2 separate regions of the Mus musculus genome follow, and region 2 is linked to region 1. Evidence: chromatin contacts called from ENCODE Hi-C or POLR2A ChIA-PET data. All regions are on one chromosome and are shown on one strand. The core of a region is the stretch at or near the end of the contact, and the rest is flanking DNA. Distances in the headings are between cores, read along the strand shown. Region 1 holds the start of Mrps28 (mitochondrial ribosomal protein S28). Region 2 overlaps Gm32561 (predicted gene, 32561).

The links. A loop is a pair of places that touch in the nucleus more often than their neighbours do. ChIA-PET counts read pairs that join two places held with the same protein, here RNA polymerase II (POLR2A).
Region 2: POLR2A ChIA-PET joins it to region 1 with 10 read pairs in embryonic stem cell. The contact joins the enhancer-like site here to the promoter of Mrps28 in region 1. A Hi-C loop is called at or near these places in 3 of 37 maps with a recorded cell type or tissue (T-helper 17 cell, T-helper 2 cell and gastrocnemius). POLR2A ChIA-PET finds 5 or more read pairs at or near these places in 2 of 5 experiments (both embryonic stem cell).

The regions. Positions count from the first base shown.
Region 1 is chr3:8,922,396-8,926,183 of GRCm38, forward strand. It overlaps Mrps28 (mitochondrial ribosomal protein S28), which reads right to left and starts at 1,462. Exons shown (of 3, transcript NM_025434.3): 1 at 1,192-1,462. The coding sequence starts at 1,401. Gm52601 (a long non-coding RNA gene) reads right to left here and starts at 1,177. Exons shown (of 2, transcript XR_003954436.1): 1 at 1,079-1,177.
Region 2 is chr3:8,683,525-8,687,106 of GRCm38, forward strand. All of the region lies in intron 3 of Gm32561 (predicted gene, 32561), which reads right to left. Among named protein-coding and RNA genes, the nearest start is that of Gm32561, 7.6 kb to the right of the region's middle. Within about 2 kb of position 1,792, at least 1 of the 3 ENCODE cell types and tissues checked has a DNase peak (open chromatin) inside an H3K27ac peak, as active enhancers do.

The sequences.
Region 1 (3,788 bases), core at 212-2,711:
AGATGGGAATGGTATAAGAGCCAAAAGGTTGTGGAAGACACCAAGAGAACAAGGCTCTCTAAATCAACATGAACAAAGCTGGCAGAGACTGGAAAGCACTCACAGGGCTTGCACCAGGCCTACCCCAGGTCCTCTAAAGTGTGTCGCGGCTTCCAGCTTCTATGGGACTCCTGAGTGTGTGCACAAGTGCCTGTATTTCCTCCACCTCTCTTGAGCTCTTTAAATTCTATTTGTTTTGTCCAATTCTAATATGTTAAGTTTTTGTTATCTTTTTATATTTTCATTTTCTTATTTTAAAAGAACTCCTAGTGCCCTATAAGTAAAAATTTGTGTTTTAAGCCACTACATGTGGCAAAAATCTCAAAACTATGTCCTGGGGTCCTTCCCATCACTAGATCAAAGAAAAGTTTTGGCACTCAAAACTAAGATGACCCTACAATCCTGAGAAATAGCTACATGTGTACTGTTCAGCAATACCCACTAGAGAACAAAAACTGGAAATTCAGATTTTTCTTATATAACCCAACCTCATGTATACCCGAGTCTCAGAATTTTTAAAAATCCCAGCCTTTTGTATTTGCACTACTTCATGTATCTAAATTATTTTACAATGTTTTACACAAAGGGGGAAAAAACTATATTTTTAAAATAAAAGGTCACTTGCAATAAAGGAAAGTGAAACACTGACAGTTTAAATCATACGCCCAGTTCACAATAGCTTTAAGTGTCAATTCAATTAAGATGCTTGTGACAGGCCTCGAGCCGCCTTGTGGCAAGGCTAAGACCTGGAGTCGTTTTCCTCCAAGTCTGACGGGTCGCCCCACAAACCCGATGGATACCTGGCCCAGAATGTGTCACAAAGGTATGCAGAGAGAACCCACAGGAGCGTAAAAGCCATGGAAAAGGAAGAAAATATTAATCACACGCTCTGCTGCAGGTCAAGGGTAGAAAGCTACCCCCGCCGCTCCAGTCGCTCCTCTCCTCATCCCTAAGTCACCGGCATAGCCCATGACAAGAAGGACAGAATTCACCCCCAACCCACGCTGGCCCCTCCCTGGAGTCGCCGCCTGAGCCCCACCCCAACACCGACGGGCTCCCGCCCCACCACGCCGGCTCCTCCCAGCGTCCCGGGCTTAGCCCCTCCCCACGCTCGGCCCGGCGTGCGGACGTGGCGCCGCGAGGCCTGCTTACCAGTCGGAGCTCCGCCTTCCGCTGCAAGTCCGAGTGTCGCTCCAGAGCGCTCGCGAAGCCGCCTGAACGCGCCCGAGGAGCGGAGGAGTCGTGGGTTGCGCTCTCGGAACCACTCTCCGTGCTTGCATTTCGCAAAGGCTTGGAGAAGACAAGCGCTCTCAAGAAACGGCTCCCAGCAGTCCCGGCGTGGGACCTACACAGCGCCGCCATGACGCCTGCGCGACCTCTGACCTCTTCTGCACGCTTGCAGGTCAGGGGGCGGGCCGAGGAGAGCCCCGCCTACCGCCTTAATCCCAGGCGAGCCTACTAGTCCGGTAGTTTAAAGCTTGCCTCCCGCGGACGCCAGAGAGCGCATGCCTCCTGAGGGACGGGGTGACGCTACAGCTGCTGTACTACACGGTCTTCAGAGGTCTCCTTCGTTATCCTGTTAGAGTTGGAAGCCCTATGCTCACCAGCACCTCCTGTGCCTTCGTTACTCAGCACTTTCGAATGCGTCATGCTTTAGATTTGAAATAATTCTTAGTGTTCACCCTCCAGTTTTGTAAACTCCAGGAAGGAAGGAGAGATTGCCTTTGCAAATGGGCACAAAGTTGTTCCTAAAACTGATGGTAGGTCTGTCCTTGGCCACTTCTGTTGCCAGTCACATGCATTACAAAACCCAACAGAAGTTTTATCCTAGCTAGCTACCATCATTTCCTGTGAATTAAGCTTCAGAAATATGCTCAGGCGTAGCACTTCCACGCTCCCATACCCAAACACTTGATATTGTTTGTTTCTCCCCAGTGTAAATCCCCAGAATTTGTCCATCCACTTAAGAATCGAACCTAGTTGCAAAAGTGTTTGCCTTTTAAGTGGACCACTAGTCTAATCAATGTAATGTTAACCTACAGATTACTAAATCCAAGGGCGGGTGTCAGTTTTCTATGTCATTTGTACATAAATATCTTTTTTCCCCTTATCGAGGTCTCATGTAACCCATACTGGCCTTGAGCTCACTGCGTAGTTGAGGGTGACCCTCATCATCTGACCCTCCTGCTTCTCCCTGAATGATGGGACTTTACAAGTACTGTCACTACCAGGGCCAGGACAGAACCTCTTTTATGTCTTTGACTCTTAGTGTAAGTCTTCCTCAATGCTGCAGGTCTATTTTGACCTTAGAATGATGCATAGTTTTGTGGATAACTTACCACTCCGCATTACTAGTCACTGTAGGGAGTATCTCACAAATTCAGTAGGAGCCTGAAAAGTAGATTCCGCTTCAAGTGAGATCTCATTCTGCATACGCTCATTTCTGCTGACACTTAAGTGGATTCTTGTCGAAAATGTCAATCTCTATGGCTACTACCACTTTCAGTTCCTTTCGGAAACAGTGTAGCAAATTGTAGAGCTCCCTTTAAGAGCCCTCAGCAGTCTCAAGTAAGGAACTTTCATCCTGGGCAATCCAGTATCCCCGTGCAGATTTGGTTTTTCTGCTTGGGAAAGCAAGCTGCTCAGCAGTGCCAAGTTTAAAGAACTGCTTTGCAAACTTAAACTGTATCACTTCCAGTGCTTGTCTGGCATGGCAAGGCCCTAGGTTCAATCTTCAGGATAAACCCTCCATCTGGATGAACAGAACAAATGAAGTCCCATCTTTAAATCCAACAGACATGTTATATTCGTGTTGCCTAAGCTAGTGAATAACCCTGAAAGCCAGGCAGCGCCATGGGGAGGGGCTCTTAGTCTTCCTAGTGATATATGTACGCTCAGTGGACTCGTCTTGAAGCTCCCAACTTAAGAAGTATCAAATGAAATTAGAAAAGTGAGGATTCACAGGGCAGTGGTGATATACAACTTGAATTCTATCCCTCAAGAGGAAGAGGCAGAGGAATGTCTCGGAGTTTGAAGCCAGCCTGGTCTACAGAGCATCTTCAAGGCCAGCCAGGGCTATACAGCAAAATCCTGTCTCAAAATTACTTAAGAGAAGAAGAGGAGAGAGGAAGGAGGAGGGAGGAAGGAGAGAGTGGAGATTCATAGCAAACCATTTTAATTGGAATTTCTTTATACAGTGGATTGTGCTCATCTGAGAAGCCATAGGTTGTCAATAAAAAGCCTAACACCAGGTTTGGGACACCTCCCCTCAAGCTGATGGTCAGGGTTTTCCTGGAGACACCTGGCACAATACAGACAACTGTCCCTGCACTTGTTTGCATATCAGGACAGGGCAGTAAAACTCTGCTGAAGACACTATACATTCTGGTCACAGACTATGAAGAAACCAAGTTGGCCCACAAAACTTGGTTGGTACTCTCAGTGTACTAGGACATGCTGTGTGGGCTGAAATCATCAGCTGTGAACCCTGTGAACTCGAATAACAACCAGCATGGCAGAAGATGACCAGGGGTACAGTGTTGGCATGAATGCTATGAGAGTAAGCAAACACTTCTTGGACTTTTAAGGCCTACTCCACAGGAGATGGAACCAATCCAGTTACTGCAGATCTGGCCAAAAACTATGATTTTGCTAAACAGATATACTATCAAGCTGCCCTATAAATTCCTCTCTACTCACAGGTGAGTGCAGCTCGAAGGCCTCACCAGCAAAGTTTCTTTGTGCAGTGG
Region 2 (3,582 bases), core at 542-3,041, 240 kb before region 1:
CCAGCCCCCCAAATAATGATACTGATGCTTTTAGCAGCTGCTATAGTAAGTTGCCACTCATGACCCTTTTAGAATATACAGTGCAATTCACAGGTCTTATTTCCAGAAAGGCCTCAGAAATTCACACCAGAAAGAGTTTAGGGCTGATCCAATTTTTAAAATTTTATAATTGAGAAATCACTTCATATATTTGTTGTAGGGTGGCTGTAGTCAGAGGGACAGTCAACAGCCAGTGCTGATGAGGATCTGGAGAAAAGAAAACAGACTAGCATGGACTGTGGTTCAGAACCCTGAGCCATTGGAAGCTACACATAGCCAGGCATGGTGGCCCACGCCTTTAATCCCAGCACTTGGGAGGCAGAGGCAGGCAAATTTATGAGTTCGAGGCCAGCCTGGTCTACAGAGTGAGTTCCAGGATAGCCAGGGCTACACAGAGAAGCCCTGTCCTGAAAAAACAAAACAAACAAACAAAACAAAACAAAACAAAACAAAGAAAGCCAGACACAAATTTACCTCCAAACCAGCAACTTCACTTCTGGTTATCTACCCATGAGAAGGCATGTCAGGAAGTCCAAGTGAACTTCTTAACATGGCCACATTGTGGGAACAATTCCAGTACCCATCAACCAAATGTGATTTAAATCCCTGCAGTATAATAGTATTGTAGTAGAAAATGTAGGAAAATGTTTTTGGAATGGGGAAAAAAAAGTGCTGATTTGCATCAGAACCCAGAGGTACCCTGAAGAACCCGGTAAGTGAATGAAACCAACACAAAGATGACATAAAGTTCTGTGGTCAGTCTGCAAGACAACTAGAAATAGGAAGAGCTAGCTGGAGGTACCAGGTGTGTGTGTGTGTGTGTGTGTGTGTGTGTGTGTGTACCTGTGTGTGTGTGTGTGTGTTACAGTATTGGAGATTTGTGCGTATGTGGGTGTGTGCATGCATGCCACACTATTGGAGATTGAACCTAGGGTCTCCCACACTTGTGTTACTGAGCTATGCCACCAACCAAGATTTTGCCATCAGTGGAAAGAGAGGCCCATTGGTCTTGCAAACTTTATATGCCTCAGTACAGGCGAACACCAGGGCCAAGAAGTGGGAGTGGGTGGGTAGGGGAGTGGGGGGATAGCATTGGAAATGTAAATGAAGAAAATACCTAATTAAAAAAAGTTTCAATAAAAAAAAGAAAAGAAAATGAAAATATTCTACCATTACCTAACACTAGTAGGTAGTTGTGCATACGTAGGAAACCACTAAAATTGATCCAATCACATATTTTAAGTGAGTGAATTGAATATGAATTGTATCTCAATAAAGCTGGAGGTTTTAAAGTCATCGGTGTCCTGTACTGGAAAGTAAAGCTGAGTTTCCATTAGCCTCCATCCAGGGTGACCTTGACATAGGAGAACACTGAGTGTCAAGTGCCTAGAGTTGCTTTCAGACAGCTGATGGGCTCCCAGGACAGAGGCCCTGGTGAGCAGTGCCCAGGTTAGGGGCTACTGGGTTGAGTCTAGTTCCACAGGATAGGGACAGGGCAGTACCCCTCCTCTGCTTAGCACAATGAGCTGGTCTCTTTGTCATCACCAAAGCAGAGTCACTAAACCTTCAGGACACTGACCTGCCTCAAGGATATTTGGTAACAGTTGTTCTTCTCTGGCTCTGATCAACACTGACCTCCTGCTGCTGGATCGTGCAAGAGCTCTGGCCGTCACAAGCCTAGACTGAGGGAAGACCCTCTGCAGGGACACCGCCCTGGAGGCCCCTGGTTCTGCGCAGAGAGGATGGGGGAGGGGAGGTGGAACTGTGGCGCGGCCGGGGTTCCCACGCTCCTATTGTTGGCGACTTTGTTTCCAATTCCCATCACGTGTGCTAATTAGTTGGAGCTGCTGGCTGGCTGGAAGGCGTGTGGCTTGCCTGAAAGCAGAAAGATCGCTTCCTGTTGGGAGTCGGGCAGGCAGGACTCTAGCTCAGAAGGGGTTAGACAAGAATGATGACAAAGGTCCCTGCAAGCAGCCGCTAAAAGCTGAGGTGACCCGACCAGTGGAAGAGGGAAGGGGGGAGGAGGCGGGGGGGGGAGTGGGGGAGACTGGTCAAGAGAAGTTATCTTAATCTTCCTCTAACCTGACTCATAACTGTGTTCCGTGTGAATCTTTTAAAGATTAGGGGAATAGAAAGACAGGTATTTAGTCTGTTCATTAAAATTGTTTTTCACAATCTGAATAAAACAAGCATGTATTATTCAACAGGAAAGGAGAAGAAATGTGAAATGTAGGAGTCATGTTTGTTCAGGGCTCTCTAGTCCTCGGACCACAGTTACTGACTTTGAACCTTGGCGCTGAGCCCCCAGAAAGGATAGAGAAGACAGAGAGGATAGCATTGAACTTGCCATTGTAGGGCTTTCTGTGTGTCCCGTCTTATTATTGCATTTCAAGATCTGGATATGCTCTGATTCCACAGTGAAAGTCTCTGCTTTGAAGATACTATATAGTATCTAGCACCCTTAAAAATAAGAGAAAAGTCACATATATGAGGATTCATCCTACAAGCTTGTATGTGGTGGCATTAGAGGTGTTTGCATCAAAAGAGGCTGGCTTGTAGAGCAATAGAGAGTAGTTTCAGCCAAGTGAGATCCACAAAGGTGCCGAGTGAGCCCGGCACTGAATTGGGTGTGCAAAGGTAGACCATCTAGAACCTAGCTCTAAATAGCTTACAGATCTAAGAAAAGAGAAAGTTCCCCAGCCCTCAAGAATGACTTCCAGGGACAGGAATGTAGCTCAGTTGGTAGAGTCCTTGCCTAGCAGGTGTAGCCCTGGGTTGGATTCCCAGCATGGGGGTACTTGCTGTCTGCTGGCAGTGTCGGTACTGGAGAAATGGAGGCAGGAGGATCATAAATCAAAGGTCATCCTTGCTACACAGAGTTTGAGGGCAGCTTGGACTACATGAGACCGTCACAAACAAACAAAACAATTGTCTGAGACTTGGACATCTTAGGGTGGTGAGAAGACCCCAGAAGGAAAACTGGATCTAGGGGGGATTTTTATAGGATCTCCTGTAGTTCAGGCTGGCCTTTACCTTTTTGTGTAGCCAAGTCTGAGGATGATCAGCAACTTCTGCGTCCATTGCTTCAATATCTGATTACTGGGGTTACAGGCAGAAGCTCCCACATCTGTTTATGCTACATCTGGTGATTCATCTCAGGGTTCCTGGATATCAAGCAATGGCTACTCCAACTGAACTACAACCCAAGATCCAGGCAGGAAACTTGAAAAGGCTTCCTAGAGAAAGGATGGTTCTCCTAACACTTTTTAAATGGTAGATAACCATTGGCCAGGAGGAGAGAAAAGGCATTATCAAAACAGATCACAAGGTATTCAAGAGACCCACAGGTCTATAATACAGAATGGGATAGCGTATGCACAACTGTAGCATGGGACATAGACACAGGTGTGGGCAGACTGAACACATGAGAATCTTGAAGAGAATCTGTCCTAAAGATCAAGGGCAATATTAAATAACCCGGCAGAATAATTAGGATCATCTCTAACTATGACCACTTGAACAGGAGTTTGTGTGGTGATCTGG